Linked DNA regions of Homo sapiens: region 1 is linked to region 2. Evidence: chromatin loops called from intact Hi-C (ENCODE). Cell type or tissue: gastrocnemius medialis. All regions are shown on one strand. Each heading gives the region's core, and the rest is flanking DNA. Links, peaks and the distances in the headings are about the cores only.

Region 1 (4,389 bases), core at 144-4,143, 140 kb after region 2:
ATACTAAATCTGGAGAGTAAATGGCATCACCCTGTCACGGGGGTAGGGAGAGCGTCTGCAACGCCCCATTTAACTGCTCTGTGCTCCTATCTTTGGGCTTCATTAGCATATTTCAGCAGTGCCTTGATGGATGAAGATGGATGGGGCAACATCATCCTTGGTGAAATCACTGTTTCATCAAGGTTAAACCAGCCTCAAGCTTCGCCACCTCCCTTTGTTTGGCTAGGTTTCTAATAACAAAATTAACGGCAGAATTAATGCCCAGGAGGCTCCCAGTGAAATATACTGATGCCCTCAGAATGAAGCTTTATCCTGGACCTCCCAGTTTATAATCCATCAATCAGTTGCTTCTATACTTTATCTTAAAATAAAACATCAACTCCATCACAGCAGACGCCAGCTTCTCTATCCTTTCATCTGAAACAACTGGGCTGGGTAAAAGAATAAAAGGTGGCTCGTTACCTTAGAATGATCACAGTGACACCAGTCCAAGCAGAGAGCAGAGACTGCTTATGTCCAGTCTCCAGAACTAGACTGTGAGCTCCTTGAAGGCAAATAGTTTTTGTTCTATTTCCTTCTAATATCTCATTTTCTATTTTCTGTGAGGCAAAGAGCACATGTTCACTAAGTCCTTGCTGATATTAAAGGAACTGTATTCACCATGATAAAAAACACCTAACCAAATAAATAAATTCATACTGAACACTTACCATCTACCACAGATTTCATGGGGCCAGGATACAGTACTATCCTAGGCCTCAGGACCTTAGGAACTACCCTGACAAGTTTCAACATGACTCCTGAAGGATATGGTCTCCTAATCAACCATTGAGACATAGTTGGATGCTTCTCCATATGAAAATGGAGAGATGCCTTGAATGTCCTGGTCTGAGACCAAAAGGAGAAATCATGTTGGTGAGAGTGGTCAAATATCTGGGGTCATACCTAGGTTCTATTTTTAGTTCCATTTCCTATTCATAATTGCATCCCCTTGGCAAGACACTTCTACTTGCTGGGACTCAGTCTCTACCAAATAGAGTAAGCCTGCACTTGGTTCTGTCCGTTCTGAAACGGGGTCACAACAAACTGCAGGTGTACCTTCTTAGAGCTGGTGATGGAAATGTGGAAATGCACAGAGTTCCCTGAAAAATAGGCACAATGGAAATAAACAGTACTAGAGATGGGGCTTATCCTATGAAAATAGAACACTGCTAACCTGGACATTCACATAATTCATTTTAACAAAATGAAGGAGAAAGAAAAAACAAAACACAACAAAAGAGCCACCAAAAAGCAGTGCATGTCATATAATTAATCAAGACAATTTACCTCACTGGACCTTAATTTTCCAGGGGTACTACTGAGGATCAAAAGCTTAAAATTTATCAAGTGTTCTAACTTCCTTAAAGGAAGGGTGTTAGCTGAATACCAAAAATCATCCTCAGCATGCAAAACCCAACCCAATTTGTGATATCTGTCATGGGAAGGATGCAAATCCAGATGTTCACACCATTTGGAGAGAGTGGATACAATAAAATCCTTTCTCACAGTATTCTCTGACTTAGAATAAAATCTGGAATTCTTAAAATTCAAAAGAAGAGTAAGTACTGGAAAAAAGACACGTTAGCCTTGAAGTTATCCCTCAGGCCTGCTACCCTTGTGTCTTCTTCATTAACTGCCTCTGTAGTGAATAGCTGAGGGAAGGCCACTGAGTCAGGCCAGACCTGAAGCTACACCATAAGCTGCCTTTGGTGGCAACCAAGGCCTCTGTCCCGAGTCACAGAGATGAAACCCCGTGGAACTAGGGCACGGGAAGATGAGTCATTTCAGCCTTAGCTAAGGGGGAGGGCAGCTGAGAAAGCATGTCCGAAGCAGGAAAATGGCCTGGTGGCTTTACTGGCCCAGACTAGGTCACTGGATGGCCTCCAGGTCCAAGCTAGTTTCCTAGGTACCATAGTGGGAACTGCTGGGCCCCTAATGACAAGAGAGATGGATGAATGGACCCCACTCCCATTTCTCTTCTTCTCTCCCCTTCTCTTCTCTCTCCTTCCTCCCTTCCCCCAATGGCCAAGGACAACACTAAAATCAGTATCACAAGTCTGCTGTGGCACATGGCCATGGAATGTGACCGTCAGAGGCAGCTCAGAGAGGACACAACTGGAAGAACAGGTGGTGTGGAATTTTAGAACCACTGCCTTAAGCATTCTGCTCAAAGTCCCAGAATGGTTGCTCTGATGGGAGCTTTTTGAGAGATGATCTCTCCCTGCAAAGAGAATAAGAAATGGGTGAGGATGATAGTATCCTGGAGAAGCTATAACTTTGACAGCTTTAAGGGTCTTAAGCAACCAAGTCCTCCTTTGACAGAGAGGTCAAGCTATTAACATCTGGTTTGCCCAGAATACTGTGCCTGTGTTTGCTTTAAGACACAAGGAACCGGCCGCTGCAGTGGCTCATGCCTGTAATCCTAGCACTTTGGGAGGCCAAGACAGGCGGATTGCCTGAGCTCAGGAGTTGGAGACCAGCCTGGGCAACATGGTGAAACCCCGTCTCTACTAAAATACAAAAAAATCAGCCAGGCATGGTGGTGGGCATCTGTAATCCCAGCTACTCAGGAGGCTGAGGCATGAGAATTGTTTGACCCTGGGAGGCAGAGGTTGCAGTGAGCTGAGATCGTGCCACTGCACTCCAGCCTGGGCAACAGAGCAAAATTTCGTCTAAAAAAAAAAAAAAAAACACAAAAAAAAAACACCAAAAAACGAGGAACCACAGAAAATAACTATAAACTGTCCTTTGTGCTAGTGTCATCACATCGTTTCCCAGTATGTGTGTTGCACCAGGAGCAATCTGCTGAGTGGAGCACTTATGCAGTAGTCCAGATAAGTAATTCCAAACCCCTGACCTACCTTGTTCTGAGAAATAGGTCAATGTTTTCATCATTCTAGCCGGGGAAACTGAGGAACAAGAGCTCTTAGCAGGACTTGGATGAAAGGCCAGTTTAGAACCCAAGGCCTTCCCCCATTTGGATCCCTTAGCTACTCTGTATACTAGCAGACATACAAATGTAAACAGAGCAAAAAAGATGCAAGGGCCCTCTTCCAACCCTACTGACCCACCTAGCACATCCAGACCTCCAGGAGCCAGGCTGCGATCTGTTTGGGGAACATTCACTGATGTCACAATTTTGAAGTCTAAAATTCAAGTCTTGTCAATACCTAGAACGCTCAGACTCCTTGGCGGCTTTCTACCTACTCCAGCCCCTCTGGCTTTGGCAGGGGCTTCGTCTATACCATCAGGCCATAGGATTTCTTTTTTTTTTTAATATAGAACACAGCTGGGTACAGTGCCTTATATCTGTAATCCCAACATTTTGAGAGGCAAGGTAGGAGGATCACTTGAGCCCAGGAATTTGAGACTAGCCTAGGCAACATAGTAAGACCTCATCTCTACAAAAAATAGAAAAAATTTGCTGGGCATGGTGGTGCATGCCTATAGTCCCAGCTAACAGGGAGGCTGAGGTGGGAGGATCGCTTAAGCCCAGGAAGTCAAGGCTGCAGAGAGCCATGGTCATGCCACTGCACTCCAGCCTGAGTGACAGAGCAAGACCCTGTTTTAATAAATAAATAAATAAGGAACACTTCACCACTTCGCATGTCATCCTTGCCTAGGGGCCACACCAATCTTCTCTGTATCATTGCAACTTTAGCATATGTGCTGCCAAAATGAGCACAGGCCATAGGATTTGGATCTTGGAATTAATGGTCTCCAGGGTTCCAAACAAATCATCCCACTGCTCTGTACTACTGTCTCATCATCCATAAGATGGGAGCAAACCATCCTAACTGATTCTGTATGGATTAAGAAATCACTAAAATCAATTAATACCATCCAGGCACCCAGCATCAAAAGGAGAGAGATCTCTCATCTTTTCTAATCTAAACAGAAGGAAATAAAGGCTCTTCATTTAGGAGGCTAAGAAGGAAGACAAAAACCAAGACACTGAAGTTTGGAATCAACAAGGTAGCTGCAGTGCTCACCTTCTTTTCCCAACTTCCTACTCTTTAATCATGGAGAGGAGGTGAACAGCAACAATTACTTTATACTTGCTGCATGCCAAAAAGAACTAGCGCCTCTTTTAACCTTTCAGCCCACTCTGTAAAACCGATATTGCTATCCCTTACAGACAAGAGCGGTAAGGTTCAGATGAACAAGAGCTTGCATAAAGCCACACTGCTGGTAGGTAGAAGAGATAAGGATTGAACTAAGGCCTTCTGATGCCAAGCCTGTACTCTGGCTACTATTCAACTCCTGTAGAGAAAAAACGGGCAGGCAGTACCTACTCATCCCAGGAGGGGTAGGGGGAGTCTGCACACTCCCTTTTTCTTGCTGCCA
Region 2 (4,389 bases), core at 113-4,112:
TAAATAAATTATAACCAGAAGAGGGTAAAGACACTATTTGTACTCAAAGGTTTGAGGAAGCATGTTTAAGTTTTGATTCTGGGTGGGATCTGTGATTCACAATCACCCTTCTCCGCCAGGATGTAGAGAAACCCCATGGGTGAAATATTACAACGACTTGCCTGGGCTGTGCACACCTCCATGTTGTCTTACCCCGCTGCCGTTGTCACTACTGTCTTGAGGCTACAAATTAGCTTCCAGCTCCTAGTGGCAAATGGCATTTTCCGGCCCATATCTACAAACTGAATAGGAACAGAACTAGTTTTTCTCTAACTTTCCAAACAATTTCATCAGAACTAAGTTTGAAATAAAGAACATTTTGCTCCCACAGGAATATTTCCCAGTTTTTGAAAATTGCTGAATAATTCAAAGGCAGGGTTCCTAATACAATGAGCTATTGACCTTGAGCAGTCCTTACAGAATTCGTCGATCATTTAGTCTTAACGCGATCCATGATTACTTCCAGTTCTACAGATCACAGGAGACGAGACCTACCACTGATAATATGATACACCTTCTCCCTGCTAGACCAGGATTCCTTCCCAATAAGATTGAAATGCAAACCTCTGCCAGGTGACAGCCATAGACAGAGGTGTGCAGACCAAGGACAGACAGAGGAAATGATGTCACTGATGCCAAACAGCAAATTCCAGCCAGGGTTACCAGTAGCCTAGAGTAGGGCAACAAGGTGCAGTACTCTAAATCACTCCATCCCTTCTGCAGCTCCCCCATCCCCCGGCCCATGAGCTGGGCTGGGCACTGGAAGCCACTCTAGGGAAAGAAGCCAGATGGGAGTTCTCACACCCTGGAGACCAGCCCACCAGTCATCTTTGGGCTATAAGAAAGAAGGGAAAAAATAAACTTGTATTTTGTTTAAGCCATGTTATTTTGGGGTTTTTCAGAGGGTTTTGTTTTGTTTGCTTTAGACAGCTTAACCAATCTAAGCTAATACAAATTATTTCTAAAAATAAGATAAAAATCTAGAAGGCAGAGTGTTTTCATGTAGAGTATTGCACAGTGATCTCATGTAGAGTATTACAGAGAAAATTAGAAAAAGGCAGATTTAATAACCAGAGGCAAGTCACAGAAAAACCTGAGTAGTCACTGTGGGGAACTCCTGGCAAAAAGAGGAGGTTTTAGAACAGATCAAAGAGACCTTGGTCATTAGAGGGGCCTCTCTTGGGTACTACCACGGCTATCAGCAGAGGCAAAAGAAGGCCCAGGAAGTCCGGGATGAGGGAACAGGGAAAGACATCACCTAGTGAGGGTATCGGGTGCCCTTGAGGAGTTTAGACTGAGAATACAGTGGTAGGTGGTGAGGAGTGGCTGTATATGGAAACCAGCCAAGAGCCTCTGTGATGAGGGAGTAGAAGAGAAGACTCTATCTTGACCAAGGGAATTCTAAGGTGGACTAAACTGTAAACCTGTGAGACCAAGTTCTAACAAATTACTTTAGGCTGAGTACCTGTAATTTGCCTTTCTGCATATATTGATCTATATCTTGTAGTGGGATGTTTCCTTACACTATACTAATAAAATCAGGTTTTTACTCTAACCAGCCTGCTCAATTTGTCAGGTACAGAGGATTGGAAGAGAGATCCCAATGCACCCTACTTAGAGGAGAAATCACCTCTGTTCACTTTAGTGGAAGCAGAATTCTCCAGCTGAAGGACACTGGGTCTATTTATGGGTGCCCCAGGTCCATTTCAAAACACACGCCAATTAGCTTTTCTTTTTCCATGACCACAAACAACACCTGTGACCCCAGACAGTCATCTCACAAATGCATACAAGGTCAGTCAGGGTCCTTCAGGGAGAGTATGTGGATGATCCATCACCACTCATTACAAAAACCACCCCAAGCACATGCCGTGCTGCTAATGAGTCACTCGTGCTGTCCTTAGACACAAGGAGCCACGGAACACACAGGCAAACAGGCTGCATGAAAAGCAGGAGGCATTTGCTGCTTCTCAGAACTTTCCAAGTAGCCCCTGAACGCACTAAGCCTTTAACTGACAGGGAAGAGCGGATGGCAGGACATGATACTAACGGTGATACTAACGGTGTCCTGGACAAGAGGCAGTAAATAAGAAATCCTAGTTGTGACAGTGGAATGGGGTAAGGGCGACTGAGATTATGAGCTCCAGATTGCAAATTATGCCTTTAATCTTCACTAGACCAGTCTCTGGATAAAAGAGATAACATCTCATGGGGACCAAGAAAGCTACTGACTTAATGTCTTCGGGGATGTGTGACATTTCTGCTTTGGGGACGATTCCATGGAGCCATCATTTCCTGTCTCTCATCTCAGCACTGTGCCTTCCCTTGGGGAAATGAGGCCTAAGGAATGGCTCTGTTCTCCCAGACGTCTTCCCTGGTGCCTCTTCCTCTCTTCTCAACAGAGTCTAAGGGGCTGAAATTTACAATTCATCAACACCTGGAGGTCAAATGGGTTTAACTTTTCTTGAACTTGAGTGCGAGCATTCAAATTCCATCCTGAACAAGGCTTCTCGACTGCCGATTCAAGTTTCCAGGGGGACATTTTAAAGGAGAAGTAGATTTCAAGTAAATGATTGCAACTTATCGAAAATAATGTGCTACTTAGCATCTGCGGCAAACATCCTGGCAGGCAGCGAGAGGAAGCAGCACTGGAGCAGATGGGAGTGATTAGGCTCTGATTTTCAGACGGGCTTTTTTGTGGTGGTTGTTGCCTCCACTTGCTTTTACATGCTGGTAAAATCGGGAATTTGGGGAGAGCAGGGGGTCTCTGGACCATTCCTTCTTTCTGTGCACTGGAGATGGAGCCCCCCACTAAGAACTCTCACATCGGAGGCGCCCACCCCTGTGGGGAGATACAGTGGTCATCATGAACCATCATCATCAAAAAGCATTTAGCACCACAAGATGCTGGCTAAATGCATCAACGGGTGACAGAGAGATAGATGAGGAGCCGTCTTAATTTTCCTTTAAATATCTGCCTCCCTGAGGCTGGGCCTTATTTACTGTGGTTCTTACTGTATTTCTCTGAAGAGGTGTCTGGCTTTCCTGCTCACTGTGTAAAGCAACATCTCTCCAACCCATGTGATATCTGCTCTGGAAGTTCCCCTGTTTCACTGGCCAGACATTAGCATGGCCCTTCGTAGGCACCTTGTTGATGGCACTTCATTGAACCCCACTCTGGTTGTATGGGACAGCCCCTAGCAAGCCATCCGTATTTCCATGAGGACACTGGGGCCAGCATGCTAAGCACCCTGCAAATCCTTTGCAGAACAGACAGGAGGCTCCAACTCTCCCCACTTCAGCAGAGAACTTTGCAGGGGCTCATGCTTTCTGGGGTAACAGACATATGGTCATCTTAGAAGCCAAATTTGCTTTTCTCTTTCGGTGCTGCCTGCTTTCTAGCAGCACTCTGTTTGACTCTGCCAGACTGGTCATGTCCACTTATGTTCAGTGACAGCCTTACAGCTCAGTTAAAATAAAAATCTCTCAACCCGCACAAAGTGTGACTGGGCTGCACAATTTTGCCAACATTGCTACTCCAACAAGGACCCCAGTTGGTCTCTCGGTCAGTTGTTCATTCAACATAATATACTGAGGATCTACTCTTTGACAGAACCTATATTTCAGCTGGGGAAACTTGACCAGAAATAAGACAAGTGTGCAGAATCATGGGGGAAAGAGCTAATATACAAAGTGAAATTGCTAGAACAGGTATGTGGACAATGTGGTAGAGAAGAACTAAATACGCCATATTTTCTTTCATGGAAATTAAACCTTACAAATCCATTGTCAAAAATTACCTCCTTTGACTTGCAGTGAGCCGAGATAGCGCCACTGCACTCCAGCCTGGGGGACAGAGTGAGACTCCGTCTCAAAAAAAAAAAAAAAAAAATTATCTCCTTTGCTTTTATTCTCACATGAACGTTATGGGGTATTATTAACCCTTTTTTAGTCAGATGAGGAAACTGAGGTACTGGGAGTCAAAGTGGCCCAAGGGCACATACTTAGTTCTGCAGTTGACTTCACTCAGGGTGTTCTCCCTACCTCACAGCTGCCTCCAATTGTAGCAAGGTTGATAGCAAGCAAAGGCGGTGCCCTGAAGAAAGAATAGGGTTGAACCCCAAGTAGCAGCTGGCAGAGTTTCACGGGATGAAGGCCAATGTGGACTTTCATGCTGCCTTTTGCAGAATTTCATTTCTGTTTTCCTGAACTAGCCTAAACCAAGAAAAACTACTAACGACACACATGTAGTTTTCTCAGCTTCACACTCTTAACCTGTTCTTCTTTTTTTTTTTTTTGAGAAAGGGTCTCACTCTGTTGTCCAGGCTGGAGTGCAGTGGTGCAATCACA

What was found. A loop is a pair of places that touch in the nucleus more often than their neighbours do. Peaks named below come from ENCODE experiments on the same cell type or tissue, not always from the same donor. Only the 100,000 strongest peaks of a DNase experiment are listed, where the experiment ranks them.
Region 1: a loop joins it to region 2, with 5 times the contacts of the local background. A loop is called at or near these places in 20 of 110 quality-filtered maps.

The regions. Positions count from the first base shown.
Region 1 is chr1:164,638,903-164,643,291 of GRCh38, reverse strand. The region is part of intron 2 of PBX1 (PBX homeobox 1); the gene reads right to left. It also overlaps the pseudogene RNU6-171P. Among named protein-coding and RNA genes, the nearest start is that of PBX1, 82 kb to the right of the region's middle. In gastrocnemius medialis, for the core only: no CTCF peak of the experiment used is centred there; DNase peaks (open chromatin) are centred at 1,791, 2,111 and 2,447; H3K27ac peaks cover 4,000 bases.
Region 2 is chr1:164,778,585-164,782,973 of GRCh38, reverse strand. The region is part of intron 2 of PBX1 (PBX homeobox 1); the gene reads right to left. Among named protein-coding and RNA genes, the nearest start is that of PBX1-AS1, 6.1 kb to the right of the region's middle. In gastrocnemius medialis, for the core only: no CTCF peak of the experiment used is centred there; a DNase peak (open chromatin) is centred at 1,903; H3K27ac peaks cover 4,000 bases.